Linked DNA regions of Homo sapiens: region 1 is linked to region 2. Evidence: chromatin loops called from intact Hi-C (ENCODE). Cell type or tissue: endothelial cell of umbilical vein. All regions are shown on one strand.

Evidence for each region. A loop is a pair of places that touch in the nucleus more often than their neighbours do. Peaks named below come from ENCODE experiments on the same cell type or tissue, not always from the same donor. Only the 100,000 strongest peaks of a DNase experiment are listed, where the experiment ranks them.
Region 1: a loop joins it to region 2, with 7 times the contacts of the local background. A loop is called at or near these places in 5 of 110 quality-filtered maps.

The regions. Positions count from the first base shown.
Region 1 is chr1:79,002,297-79,010,296 of GRCh38, reverse strand. It overlaps ADGRL4 (adhesion G protein-coupled receptor L4), which reads left to right and starts at 3,567. Exons shown (of 15, transcript NM_022159.4): 1 at 3,567-3,664; 2 at 5,078-5,227. The coding sequence starts at 3,643. In endothelial cell of umbilical vein, no CTCF peak of the experiment used is centred here; DNase peaks (open chromatin) are centred at 3,466 and 4,106; H3K4me3 peaks cover 2,845 bases; H3K27ac peaks cover 3,203 bases.
Region 2 is chr1:79,189,125-79,197,124 of GRCh38, reverse strand. No RefSeq gene overlaps it. Among named protein-coding and RNA genes, the nearest start is that of LINC02792, 130 kb to the left of the region's middle. In endothelial cell of umbilical vein, no CTCF peak of the experiment used is centred here; a DNase peak (open chromatin) is centred at 3,594; H3K27ac peaks cover 2,158 bases.

The DNA of each region.
Region 1 (8,000 bases), 190 kb after region 2:
TTTTTTTGTATTTTTTTTTTTTTTTAGTAGAGATGGGGTTTCACTGTGTTAGCCAGGATGGCCTCAATCTCCTGACCTTGTACAAGATCCGCCCGCCTCAGCCTCCCAAAGCTCTGGGATTACAGGCGTGAGCCACCGTGCCCGACCAAAACTTCTAAATGTTTTTTTGTAAGTAATACAAGACAATGAATCCAAAATTATACATTGATCATCTGTGTTTTCCTTTACAAATACGGACTTCTTCAAGCAATACATTTTTAAATGATTTTATTTTTACAAAGAGCAATATTAAAACTATAAGTGTCGGCAGGGCGCAGTGGCAGACGCCTGTAATCCCAGCACTTTGGGAGGCCGAGGTGGGTGGATCACGAGGTCAGGAGATCGAGACCATCCTAGCTAACACTGTGAAACCCCGTCTCTACTAAAAATACAAAAAAATTAGCTGGTCATGGTGGCGGGCGCCTGCAGTCCCAGCTACTTGGGAGGCTTAGGCAGGAGAATGGCGAGAACCCAGGGGGTGGAGCTTGCGGTGAGCCGAGGTCACACCACTGCCCTCCAGCCTGGGCGACAGAGCGTCTCAAAAACAACAAAAAAAAAACCTATAAGCATCATTAAACACCTTATGCTCCCCTATATACTATCATTTTCTTGATGAGAACAATGAATACACTTTTGCCTTTTAATAAAAACACACATGTAAAAGAAAAAAATGGAAAACTTTTTTTTTAGATTTAAGTATTAATTCACTTTTGCTAATTTTAAAGCAATGTCTAGGAAAAAGTGATATTTTTAAAGATTGGGCTGTATTTTATTATCTTTAGGATAAAATTAAAGATGAAGCAAGTGTGGCAGATATAAGGAGTAAATTATTTTAAAAATAAGTGCTGTGTTTCAGTTTATAGCTCATCTCAGAAAATAATGTGTTTCTATATTTATGCCTTCTAAAGTTTGTTTCTATGTATGTACATTGAAGCTCAACTTCTTATAACTGGAGAAACTGGTTTCACATGAATAAATTCAGATCATTGACATACTTCCAATTTTGTATTACCAAACTGGGCTTATTCATTTTTTCTTTCAGAATTACTCCTCATCCTATCTTTTGTATCTTTGTGAATGGTTCCCACCTTCTCCCATTCATACAACTGGAAAACCTCCACATTCTCTTTGTTTCAGCCTTATATCTCAATTTTACTAAGTCAAGCAGACATCAATTTGTCTTTATCTAATGCTTTCTGCAATCTGTCCCTATCTCTCCATCACGAATATGCCTACCCTTGTTCAGGCATTCATAATCTATTTCCTAAACTCTTCATAGTTTATTTTTGCTTCCTTGCCTTTGGTATGCCCTTAAAATCCATCATTTGCGTTCTTGCCAGTGATTCACTGAATTGCTTTTTAGTTTAAAACAAAAACAAAAACAAAAATCTTTAGAAAAAAAGTTATCAACAAAGTCTAGAACTTCTTTTTTATGGCATTTAGGACTTTTAAATCACTTTTTCAAACTCCCCGAATAACAATATCTGATGACTCCTCATTCTTGCAACAGCCTCCTGAGTGTGATGTCTGTTAATGGTTCTTAATCTCCTAGAACTCGAAGGTCAGGAATAAAGTTTTGTTTTTTGGCTTTTTGTTTTGTTTTGTTTTGTTTTGCTCCATGACACTTCATTCAGTGCCCGAGTGTGATAGATATGGAATTTGAAAATGTGCTGATTGATTGGATAAATTAAGAGTTTCTAGAATAGTGCATAATGAAATTCGTCAAAAATGCCCATTTGTGGCCAGGAGCGGTGGCTCAAGCCTGTAAGCCCACCACTTTGGGGGACCAAGGTGGGCGGATCATGAGGTCAAGAGATCGAGACCATCCTGGACAACATGGTGAAACCCCGTTTCTACTAAAAATACAAAAATTAGCTGGCTATGGTACATGTGCCTGTAGTCCCAGCTACTCGGGAGGCTGAGGCAGGAGAATCGCTTGAACCTGGGAGGCGGAGGTTGCAGTGAACAGAGATTGTGCCACTGCACTCCAGCCTGGCAACAGAGTGAGATTCCGTCTCAAAAAAAGCCACTCAAAAAAAGCGTCTCAAAAAAAGTCCAATATAGAGAACATGGACTGTGAGTTTATAGTCCGGGTTCCAATCAAGGCCAGTCACTTAGACCAGCTGTCTAAGAGCTGCTGTGGACTCTGAGCAAGTCACGCAACACCTTTGTTCCTCATTTGCCTCACCTATTATGGTGCCACTCTCAGGAACTTTTGCCCACATTCACCTAGAAGGAGTCTGGGAAAATGCTATGGAGAGCCAGATAAACGTGTCAATACATAAGCACTTGTGACTGCTGTTAATATATAAGTCACTTTGTGGTGTGTGATTGTGACTAGTTTTAGTTGTTTTCCCAGTAGTTCATAATCCCCCTGGAGTCCGGGGGCTGTGGCTGTTCATCTTTCTGAGGCTGCTCTTTATATAAAGTAAATTTGCACTAGTCACTTTTTAAACAGAATAGAAATGGTATGTGACAAAGGTGATCTGACTATTGAAAGGTAAAATGGCTTGTGTTGATGGCAAAAATATTAGTCATTTCCTTTCTTTAAATCAACTTTATTTAAACTTACATATAATACAATTCATCTAACTTATATACAATAAAATGCACCAGTTTTAAGAATACAGTTGGATAAGTTATGACAAATGCATGCACTCATGCAACCATCACCTCAATCAAAATATAGAATATTATCATCACCTCAATTTCTCCTTGTGCCTTTCTGCAGTCAGTCCCTCTTCTGCATCCCAACCCTGGGCAACCATTGATCTATTTTCTGTCATGATACATTAGTTTTGTCTGCCAGTTATTTTTAATTTTTTAAGCTAGAATTGTTTCCATGTTCCAATGTGGACGATCTCTTTCTACGTAATCGACTTGTATATTAACATGCAAAGGATATGATGCACCAATTTTTCTGCAGATGTAAGGAAGGGCTACAGGTGAATTTTACCTGAAATTGAGTTGATAATGGAAAACACAATCTAACCTAGACACAATAGACTATATCCTTATTTTACACGATGCAACCCTGAGTCCCAGCAAGGTGGGGCCTGAGCACTGGCATGCCCCTTTGCATGGATTCAGGTCTCCTGACTACTTCTTGACCCATTGTTCTTTAGGAAAATTTATTGGCGAGTATATTAAAAAAAAGGCTATGTCTTGAAATTTAGGTGTCAGAGAGAACCCCTGAAACCTACTGAGTTTTGGATGCTCCCTCTGGAGGGGCTCTCCGTGGATCTCAGAGACCTTTGCTTTTTAAGTACTCACTTTTAGGGTGTCACTCTGGGAGCTGCGCCTGGGGATAAACTGATTCCTCAGTGGGGCTGTAACATTGCTCAGGGTCAGTGGTCACTAGGCAGGGAATGGAGCCCAGGAGGCGTGGGGAAAGGGGATGGAGGCCGGACGTGGCCAGCGGATTCAGGGCTTGACTCACACACTCACACAAAAGAGGCCGGAAAGTGTCCGGAGGAAGCCGGCGCGTCACGGAGGACGGATCCGGGACCCTGCCGCGCCCGCCCAGCGGCGCCCGGTCCCGGGTCCACAGCCGCACTCACTCCGCCGCGCTCTCCGCCACCGCCACCACTGCGGCCACCGCCAATGAAACGCCTCCCGCTCCTAGGTGAGTGCTCAGCGCCCCTGGTCGCCGAGGTCGTCGGAGGGACCAATCCCTTGTAGGGGACTGGATTTTTTAAGAGGTGGAGCTCACATGGCAAGTGTATTTGGCAAAATCTCCGAGGAGAATTGATTTAGTACTTCTCAGGATGTTTTTCTCCTTGACCTTTCAACTCTAAAGTTGAATATTCCAAGGTCCAGGGAATGTTACCTTTTTATTCCTCTTGAGGAAGTGTCCAGCATCCCCTTTCACCTTTCTTCTGTTCTGCCCCGAAGAAATTTGGGAAATCCAGACCATTAACACCCATGAGAGGTTTCCTGGCATTTTAAGGGGATTGCCGGGCCAGATTTGAGCTTCATTTTGAACATACTGTGCAGAAAGATAGTAAATGACATCTCCGAGGGTGAACTAATTCCGGCTTAGTCAGTATACATAGTTATTTGCCACTGGGATTTAGAACAGAATACTTAAGAATCTCTTGGTACCTGATAAGGACAACTAATGTTAGATGACTGTTTTCAGAACAATGACCTCATGCTTCATAGCTGTTGGTCCTCAAGACTCTTGAGTAGGCCTGGTAAAACAATAAAAAAGGAACCGACTTTACTTTTCCTTATTTTTTCCTATCAGTCCACAACATATAATTTCCAAATGTATTTCAATAACTCTGATGTATAGTCTTGTTCCTTGTTTTGTTTCATTTTTTTTTGTTCACATTTGTGTGCTGTTCCATTTCTGGAAGATCAATCTTTGACTATAATCTTGAGTTTCTTTTTTTGTTTTTGTTTTGTTTTTAAATTTCCCCTAATGGAAAATAAAAACAGTGAAATAAATTTTATTATGAATAATTGAATTGAAAACAATTGAAATTGAAATTGAAAACAATTGAAATTGAAAACAATCATTAGAACACAGAAAAAAACAGCAAGTGCATCTGTTCTCCTAGATAAGATGTCATCTTAAAATAACACAGATTTGAATTTGCAAAAACCTGAATACTCAATTTACCTTCATTTCTACACAGGATTACTCCCAGAGGAGGGAAATTGCTTTACAATCAGGCAGTTCCCTTTCAAAGTATCTCACCTCAGAATGAAGGGTAACACTTAATCAACATGCTATACTGATCTGGGAACACAGTTTTTATTATAAAGCTGAGTTGTTTATTACATTTTAGTTTCATTGAGATTTACTTGATAAAGGTTGAAATTGGAACAAAAAAAGCCTTCATCTTAAAAGTAAGTTTTACTTACTTGCTTTTGTGCTGTTACTTAGCTAAGTGCTCTCTTGGGAAAAATTTATAATCCATTTATCTAAATAGAAAGAGAGGATAATTTATGTTTATTATACTCTAATTCAACAATGGGGAGAGATGTTTGTTTTACTTTTTGAAAAGGTGTATTTCTCTATTTTATTTAGTGGTTTTTTCCACTTTGTTGAATTGTTCCTATACTCAAAATTGCACCAAGACACCTTGTCTCCCAAATGCAAAATGTGAAATACGCAATGGAATTGAAGCCTGCTATTGCAACATGGGATTTTCAGGAAATGGTGTCACAATTTGTGAAGGTAAACAAGCTTTGTTACTTCTTTTGGATTATACTGTAAGATTAAATTCTGATGGGACTGCTTTTCTGTCCTCCAGAAACTAACTTGTTTTGTGTTATACTGTTTAATTTCATACTATTTAAAAAACGCGTAAGTAGCTAAACAGTAAGTTTGACTTACCATGTCAAAATTTATACTTGTTACTGATTTTAAAAGACTTCATGCATATCTTATTTTTTGGTGCAAATATTAAAGATTTCCTTTTAGCTCATGCTGGAGATCCAGGTGTAGAGGGCATAGTCAACAGCTTTGGGAACAAAAGAGTTCACGAAATGTATACTGCTATGTATCGCCTTCATATACCCTCTTTACATGATACCAAGTATATAAGTATTTTTATACCTATATGGTATATGATACCACATATACAGGTACTTGACCGCCTATATTTGGAGATGATATTAAGAGATTCATGGTTTTCTCATGCATACCCTGGGCATAGGAAATGACAAGAGAAAGAGAGAATTTTGAAAAGACGTCATCTTTTGAAAAAGTAGATTATAATCATAGAACTTCATGCTACTGTCCAGAGACAGAATGCCACAAAGCATCCTTGTAGGGTGCAGTTTAGCCCATTGATTTGATCAGCAGAACACCATCTGATAATCAAATTTACGTAATTTCGTGTCTGTAGTTGTCACCTCTACCCCAATCTTCCACTCCCCCAACACACTCAATCTTTTTAAATTCATTTTCAGTAAAATCTAGTTTTAACTGGATCCATAGACCAACGTCCTGTGTAGAAGAGAGAGAGAGAGAGAGAAAAGTACTAGGTCATACAAATTAGTTTTAAAATATAATTAAATAGCAAGTTAAAATTATAGCTGTGGGGTGTTATGCACCTAAATGTATTCAGGATAACATGAACTTTTTCTAATTAAGCCAGGATATTGTATATTGTTAATATTGCATGTGTTTGCTTACAACAAAAACAAGTTGTATCTTGTGATTGAATTATATAGGCTCTTTAAAAAGATTAAATATGCCGTGTTTAGTAAGACCAAACTTCATCATAATTAGGTTGAATATTTAAAAAATGTACAGCAAAGCTACAGTTCACTTAATGGTGCATTAAATCAGGCGCTTCTGCTTGTATAAACAGCCAGAATTTGTAATATACTATTTTACAAGAATTACAAAATTCTTTTCATAAATAATCTTAGAAATGTATTGTGTATTTAATTGAATGGCATTGTAGCAAGTGTAAAGTTGAGTGACCTTCAAAATACTGCATCTCACAAATTAATGTGCTTTTCCACTAATCATTACAAATTGTACCATAGTACTTCATAACCAGCATTACCTTTTTGTTATTTAGATACTTTTCAATTGCCATGCTTAGCATAAGTAACATAAAAAAATTTTCACATTTTGGACCTTTAGCAGCCAACCAGCTTATAATCACGTTTCTAATGATTTCTTTTAAAAACGCATCTTCCATTATCTAATGCAGTTGTTTTCCCCCTGCTGCCTAAGTCAATAACTAGCTAATAAACAGAAAATATTTTCCATTGGAAAAAAAAAATTCTTTAAGACCTTTTGGCCTGCAGTTTCTTTTCACACAGAACATAATTTGTAATGGGAATTTGTTTCTTTCTTAGGTTCATGTTAAACTTAAATTCCCTTTCTGTTTAAAAAAAAAAACTCCATATACACTTGTTTTGATGTTTATTATCTGAGATTTGTAGTGTCTTCTTAAAACTGTTCAAACAGTGGTTTTCATCTTTTTCACCTTTTATTAATTCACTGACAGGTTTTTAACCTTTTTTTAGTCAGGATAGTTAATATGCTCTTTAGAATTAAAACACTGTATTCCCAACTGCTGAATAGTCTAGGTTATATTTTGAGTTTTAAGATTCTTGTTGACATTTTCGTCTCTAAAGAGATTCCTCACCTTTCCTATCTTTCTCTAAGATTGGTATTATGTCAAGATGAAATGACTGGACAGGAGATTAGCTACAGAGGATGCCTATTTCTTGAGGAATCGAATTTGTTTTCTTTTTTCTGTCCTCAATATCGCCATTATCATAAAATTTGTCTCTCTCAGAGGTACCAAAGAAATGTTATAGTAATAACCCAACCTCACTAAACATATTAAAAGAGCAAGTTTTGAACAAGTAATTTATAATTTGTTTTGCATGGTCCTACAAAATAAGCTTTAATCGTAGTGAATTTATTTAATTTAATCATTTTTTAATTTCAACAGATGTTTATTAAGCACTTTGATCGTCATTATCATAATCACATCAACATTAGAATAGCTAATATCTACTCTCCTCTGAGTCCAGAAAATTAATTAACAGAGGCCTTATAGTCAAGCATATTGATTAAGAGTACAGGCTGTGGAATCAAACCGACTTGGATTCAAGTATTAGCTCTACCACTTGTTTGGTTGGTTGACCCTTCCTAATTCAGTTTATTCTACCTAACAGAGTCATTTCCTAATAGACATAATTTATCATGTAACTCGGCTACTTAATACCTGCCAATGGCTCTTCTTTGTCAACAGAATAAAGTCTAGGCCCTTAACATTCTGACTTAATTCCCATTGCCTTCTCAACAAATATGCCCTCTGATATATATCTGGCATGAAATTCTTGTAACTCCTTTAAAAATATCATACATGTTCAACTTCTAGGTTTCAGCCTATGAGTAAAGGGAATAATTAATGGCCAAAATGATTTTTCAAAACGTTGTATGGTTATAAACTAATATATGGGGGACATTTTTTCAT
Region 2 (8,000 bases):
TTCCGTAACAGGTTTCTACACATACAAAATCTCCCAGGACAATTTACAACAGCCTAAAATAAATTATCCCTGAAAGAAATTATGAGGCTGGAGAGTAAGCATAGCATAATGGTTAAGGGTGCAGATTCTGTAGCTGAGCTGCTTGGATGGAACTCTTGCCCTCACTAGACTGTGACCTTGGTCGAAGTGTTAAACCTCCATGTGGTGGATAGAATTAATACCTATTTATTAGGTTGTTAGGAGGATTACATGATTAAATACATGTTAAAGGGCTTAAAACAATGGCTGGTACATAGCAAGCACAATTTTATTTCTTGGACTATACTTACATAGGGCTTCATGTTCAATGGATGAGAAAAAAAATGAGATGAAGGTTGAGGGAAAAATTATGACATGTTAAATATAACTAAATGTATTAAACATTTTGATCCATCAAACAATGATTATGTCACAGCAAATTCCAAATGGAAAAAGAGAAATGTTTCAGTATTTGAGTGTCTAACTCCAAAAAAACTAGTATTTTGGCTAAGACAAAATGCATGAATAATTTCAGAATAAATACAAAATTTAAATATTTAATCAGACCTTTAAAAAGTTGAAGGAAATCAAATGGGGTTTAATTAAAGACAAATGGAGTAATTTTAAGTGCCCTGCTAACAGAGCGGAGCAACTGTCTCTATCACACATTTAATTCTATGCCTGCTGTTCTCTGGAAGACCTGCCAGTTGAAACTGAATAAAGCTCAGATCCCATCAAATAGCATATAACAGGTCCAATGTCAACGAGTACATGGCACCTTTTCCTGAGGCAACACACTGACAAGCTCCATGTCATTTAACACAGTTCATGGGAGTAGTGAAAAAACAGGATGCCTATCAAGGAGTCATCAGACTATGTGGTCAAGAAGCAAGCAAGAGTGAAGAGGGAAAGAGGTCAATGATGTTTCCCACCTTCAGCAGAATGTATTTAAAATAGCTTTGCCTATGGTTATTGCTAACGAGAGAGATCTGAGACAGGTTGAAAAAGACATGATTCTCTCCCTGTTCTTGATATAAAAGCACAGAAGCTTCATTTGAAGACGTTGGGGGAAAAACCCAAAGCACACAGTTTTATCAAGTTCGATTGACTTCATTCCTGAATCTGCAAAATTTGGTTTAAAACCTTGTGAGACCCAAGTTTCTTGTGAGATTTCTGGGCTTTCAGATTTCATTCAAGTGGAAAATGAACAGGCTCTCTCTCAGCAGCATACTGCTTTGGCTCTAGGTAAATCAGGGCCATCTGGGGTTGAGGGTCCATGAACCGCCAATCCCAGCATCACATCTCTGCTCCAAACACCACCCTCCTACAGACAATCACTTTCTCCAGTTTTGTATGCTGTAAATTCCAAGGAAAATCTGCCTTTTCAATAATGAAGGTCTTGTTCCCCGTATTTTGCTAGAAATGCCTTTGTATCTCTTGTTCTATGTTGACAATCATTGACCCCGTCCATTCTTTAAGAAGCACCTGTTGTGGAGAGATGGAGGAAGGAGAAGGGCAGTCCATGGAAAAGACATAAGAAGGCTATGATTGTCACAATGAGCAAGATTTCTCCATTAAAAGGTTTAGAATAAATCATATTCAATGTGACAAATAAAACACTATCCTGAATCAAAGTTCATTGTGAAGTACATAAAAGGAACACTTCTCTTTTAATAGTGATTGTAATATTCTTCTTCCTTCTTTTTTTTGTATTTTGTGATGCACATAAGAATCCCACCACTGTGCAATGATTCACCTGGATGCAGAGGAGTAGGCAGAGGCGAAAGGAAACAGGGATGTGAAGGAATGTGGGGCAATGGTGCTTTTGGGCAAATGAGCATTCCATGTCAAGTCCATGAATAATCATATTTCATGTCCAGTGATTTCTGTCTAACAGCCTACTTTTGGTTCCATTTCTAATTAGGGCACACAGTAAAAAATAAGGCCTTGAATAAAATTCCATTTTCTTTTACTAAAAATCACTAATTCAGAGTCAAGGGCAGCATCTCATCATTAATGTTGTTTTTATAGAATTGTTCGTACTAGCTATCTTTTAGCAGTTTAATGAAGTTGGTTTAACTAGATTAGTGTTTCATCCTCCATGGCCAGAGCTTGAAAAATTAGGCTTTCTGAGATTTAGAGTTACGTGTTATTATTACTTCAAAAGTGCTTTTTTAATAATATTAACTCTGGGTAGTGTTTATTCAGGGAGAACAAGTGATGCATCATATTTCATTTTTCTTTTTTTTTTTTTTTGAGATGGAGTTTCTCGCTTGTTTCCCTGACTGGAGTGCAATGGCGCAATCTCTGCTCATTGCAACCGCTGCCTGCCAGGTTCAAGTGATTCTCCTGCCTCAGCCTCCTGAGTAGCTGGGATTACAGGCATGTGCCACCACGCCCGGCTAAATTTGTATTTTTAGTAGAGACGGGGTTTCACCATGTTGGTCAGGCTGGTCTCGAACTCCTGACATCAGGTGATCTGCCTGCCTCAGCCTCCCAAAGTGCTAGAATTACAGGCATGAGCCACCGCGCCTGGCCCATATTTCATTTTTTCCAAGTCTTGAATTTATTTTTTGAAAAAAAATTATTGTGAAAACCTATGCCCAGAAACTGAGGATTAGTTAGGAAAGGGTTCTGTTCACAATTTATTGAACATATAGAGTGGTACATCATTAAAAAATGGTTATCTACACATTTCAACCAATTCTAAGGATGCAAAAAATTATTTTTTAATGTGTGTTTTGACAAGACCGTATCTTCTAGTACGTTAATGTAAAACACTAAAATGTCACTTCTATTATTTATTAATGAGGTTATGGGAGGAGAACAGAGTATTAAGAAGGTCAGAGAAGTCATTAATTGTAGGTTTAAAGAATGGTGGATGGGTTAATTGAGAATCCGTGAAAGGTTTTATTTTGTTTATTTGACTTTAGAATATTAAAAAATATTTTAGTCATTTCATTAAAAAGCCTTGGCATGGTAAGCTATCTTAGAAGTCAAAATATATATTGAATCATTTAAATATTCTTCATTTTGGACAAATAATATGATAGATTTTCTGAAGAAAACCAAATATTTGATGAGGCTCTTAATGAACAATGTAAAACTGTTTAATTAGAGTTACTTGACACATTCTTGTATTTAAAATAGTTCATTATAAACATTTTACTCTTGTATTTTTATAAAGACTGGCTGGAAGGAAGTCATTTTGGACCAGAGCCAACCCATAACACAATGCAGAGGTATTGCTTTTTTTGATAAGTTAAGAATTGCCCATTACAAAGGTCAAAATCTTTTTTTTTTCCTTTGCCAAAAGTCAAATGCTGTTATATTTATATTGTCCCTTTAAAATTATGATTAAACATTTTTATTTGTACCGTCTTTAGCTGTTACTCAACATCTGGGTAAAATGTCAGAGTCACTTTTTATCTTTCTTAAATGCTTTTGTTCCTACTCAGCAGCTGGGCTGAGAGTCACACTAAGGAAACAACGTAGACTCCTGCCTTACTCTGCGGGCTGCTACAAAGGAAGGGGAAGCCAGGTGTGCTAAGGGCAGAAAGTCTTTGTTCTGAAGCCCTCCTTGATGCAATTTGACCTAAACAAGTTCAATCTCACAGCGTGTTCTGAAACCTGATTGAATAGTAGTTACTCTTACAAATTAAGGTAAAGCAAGAATACGTTTAAGACTTTAAAAAAGACTGGTGATTTTAATGGCTTAGGCTTTCATTATGACTCAGCAGCATGCTGGTAGAATTTTGTTTTCAATGTCAGGAAGCAAGACCAGGATACAGGCAGTTTAGGTAGAGCAATCAACAGAGACACAGAGCAAAACTGCAGTTGAGCACAGTGTTTATGTTCTTGTGTCTGGGACAACTTGGTTCTCTTTGCGCGGTGTTTCTTACATGAAAACAATAGCCCTGGCATAAAAAACGATGTCTCTCAAGTGAATCATGAGTGTTCTTTTGTTTGTTTGTTTTGAGGTGGAGTTTCACTCTTATTGCCCAGGCTAGAGTGCAATGGCACCATCTCAGCTCACTGCAACCTCCGCCTCCCAGGTTCAAGCAATTCTCCTGCCTCAGCCTCCCGAGTAGCTGGGATTACAGGCGTGCACCACCAAGCCCAGCTAATTTTTTTTTTTTTTAATTTAGTAGAGATGGGGTTTCTCCATGTTGGTCAGGCTGGTCTCAAACTCCTGACCTCAGGTAATCCACTCTCCTCGGCCTCCTAAAGTGCTGGGATTACAGGCGTGAGCCACTGCCTCCAGCTGTGTCTTCTTTAATTAATACCCAAAGGGTAGTTTAATATATTTAAAAACAAGCTTTTGTAAAAGTGCAAGGTAATATAATAGTAGGTTTTAATTGGCCAGGCTGAATTACAAAATTCTACTTTTACTTTAGCAGTTTTCCTCAGTGCCGTATGCTAATGCTAATGGATAAATCTATGAGATATCCTCTTGTACTTAAGCTGATCCTGGAAGGGACTGAAATGAGCAAATTACTCCCTTCATGTACAATGTTCAACCATGTGAGGTAATTTTCTACTTCCAGTCCTCCTGAGTCCTTTTCACAGTACTGAAAGAAATAATTTCTCCAAATTGTTCCTCAGTGGCCCAGAACAGTGAAATCTTCATAAAGACAGAGCTTCTATAAACTTACAATCAGTTGTGGCAGATCTAAATGTTCAAAGTTAAAACTTGGTGTTGAAGGCGTCAAATAAAAAGTCAGTGAAGAAACATTTACATTACTGAAAAGTCCTTAATGTTTCACTGCTGTTTTCCACATGGAACAAGACTTGGTAATAGTTAAAGTCCTTTGAACAAAAAGAGGATAACTACTATTTACCTTCTAAGTCTCAGAGGAAAGCCTGAGTAAAGTCACTTCTCAACTCTCCTTGAGAGGAACCAGGCAATCATGGCAGGGACTGAAAGTTAAAGTGAGAAAGTGTCCCTTGAAAACACAACTAAACGATTTATCCTATGATGGTTCAATATGCACTTCTTAGAATATAAGGAAATGCTTATTTTCCTTTAAGAAACTATGAAAATAACAAGTAAGAACCTTTTCTTGCCATTTTTCTTTTCTGCCTGAATCTTGATATATTTTATCCTACAGAAGTTACATTTTAGCCAAAATAGGACAAATTATCTCTCTCAAGTTGGTCCTAAAACAGAATCCAGCATCCTGAAGTATTTATAAGTTCACAAACTATTTCCCACATTTCTCCTATTACCAAAGGTAAGAGATATTTAAAATCTCAAAAATTTCATTATCTGCATAAACATACTAATAGTGGTTAGGTTTCAATGAATTCCTTTTGGTTGTGTTTGAAACCGTGCTGTATAAATAACTAGGGTAACTGAAATTTCATTTGTAGCAGTACTGTACTTAAAATCTACAAATATCATAGGAGCTAAAGTTTTAACCAACTCTATTAGTTACTTATTACAAATAAAATCCTTCCAATTTCTTTACACAACAGTCTCTATTGAGTCAGGATACCCAGAATATCAGGCAATTAGAAACACGAAATTACTATATCTGTTCTGTCATAAACCAGGAGATTTAAAAATACTTTTTAATGAACACAAATTGCTCTATACTACCTCCACATTATAGCAGGCTTTCCAGAAACTGACACTGGATCTTTGGGATAAAAATAGTTGAAGACATCGAGTTGGAGAAACCATGTCATTTTTTATGTGAGTGGCAAGTTACAACACTAAGTCGCAACATCTAGAGGTGTGTGTAATCCAAGCTGAACCGGAAAATGTTCTTGAAAGCTGCAACAAATTGATATATATAAGGCTAGGAAAAGCAGGTTGGTGAAGAATCAGCTTATCATGGCCGCCTTTTGTTAAATCAAATTTAGCTTAAAGCTGCCTCCTTATTAGTTTGGCCTGAAGTTTTCTCTGAACATAGTGAGCAGTAACCTAACTCAATATGTAAATGGTCTACTCTTGTAACAAGCAGCCCTGTCTCAGTCAATCACAGAAGCTACACTTCAACTACTCACAGGTGACTGAAGCAAGAAAGTTCCCTGACTCCCCTGTGGGACTTGCAACAGGGGTGTGGCTAGTTTGCTTGGCTGCTGTGCACTCAAATCCCTATGGGAGGGGGAGCATGCCAGGTGCACAAGTGCAGAAGCCCAGGTGAGCGCTTTTGGGCTCCAACCCCATGGTAGCGTCTTGAGGTGTGTTACAATTAATGTTCTTTTAGCATTTGCTGTCCACTGATTAAGTGTTAAACCAGCTCAGTGGAAAGTCAGGGTGACAGTCTTTTACACCCTGACCTCTTGGTACCTAGGTCCTTGTCCAGCACCCAGGGAGAATCAGGTCACGTGGACTTGAAGGATGGTGAATGCAGGGAGGGACGGTGAGTGATGGAGGTGGCTCTCAGTGGGATGGATAGGGGCCTGGAAAGCGAATGGAGTGGGAAAATGATCTTTCCCTGGAGTTCCTCCATCCCGCAACTTATCTCCTCTCTGACTGTCCCCAGGCATGGTGGGCCAGAGCGGTCTTGGAAGAAATAACATTGGACATGAAAACAGGAATGCCTCTTCCCATTTAGGGCCGTGAGTTTCCATGCTTGAGGGTAGGGCCTTTGCCAGGGACCGCTCTCTTCTACCCAGTATTTCCCTGCCTTCTGTCCATATTATAACCAACTGTTCAAATAGCATTCAAATAAGGCAAACACTGGGCTGTAACCAAGCCAGTTGTTTCTGTGCCTCACTTCTCTTTCCTGTACATCACTTTTTTTTCTGTCTTTCTGAACCTATTCTGGTTCAGGGGCTGTCCGATTTGTGAATCATTCTTTGCTCAGTTAAACTCTGTTAAATTTAACTTGTCTAAAGTTTTCCTTTGAATACCTTTCACAGACAGATTTAGGGCAACTTGCCACCATCATTGTAAGACTGGTTTTACTTCCTCCCATTTAACTTGCCCTAGATGAGTGGAACCTATTGGACTCCCTTGTGCTTTCACTCAGTTGAACATTATTTATGAATGATCCTGTTATTGAACCCCAGCAATTATTTGATTTAATCTTCTATATTTATCCAATCCAATATAATTTAGAAGAATAACATATTATTTCCTATATATTAGAAATGAAGGCTTTTTATTTTTATTTATGTTTTTTATTTGATGATCTTCATTGTTTAAGGAAGAGAATCATAAATGCTACCCTACTAACCACAAGAAAAACCTCAATGAAAATCTAGTCAAAACTAAAGAAGTCTGCTGCTTATGATCGTTATTCTTAAAACCAAAAATTTCAGGGAGGATGAAGTGTTACAAATAAGGAGTAGTGTTTGATTTGCTTGTTTGTTTGATTGGTTGTTATCTGATAGTGCTGCATACTGAGACCTGTCAGATATGCAGTTACAAAGTTAACCTCTTTATAGAAAATAGGAAGTTTTTGTTTACTCACTAGCCCCTTCCTGGCATCTATTAACTCTTCTAGAATGGCTTTCTCTCCCCATCTAATTTCTATTCAGGGATTCATTTCACCCTCTCAGTTTACAATATCTCAGAAGGATAGTGGTCAACCACCCTCTCCAAGGATGGACAATGTGATTCAGGCCCAAGTCAATCTTATTGGTTGTGGTGAATGGTTGTGGTGAATGGTTCTAAGAGCAGCATATAATCTAAAACAGTTCAATCAATATGTATTTTATAACTTTTGCTACACATGCCTAAAACCAAGATCTATATTTTTACCAAACTTTCTACAGGATAAATAGGAAAGGATATGAAAACCTATGAGAGTATTTTTATATGATAAATGGAGGGAAAGCTGTGAATGCAGTTGGCATAAGGGAAATGTGCTAGACTGTGTAGAGTATAATCGAGTCCTGGTAACATTGCTTGAAACCTGGGTCAGGCATCACCTGAAGTAAAGCTATTGCTATACCTAAGAGTTATGAGAACCAGTAAATACATTTCCTTTTCTATAAGCTAGTTTTAATTTCTTTTTTACTTTTTT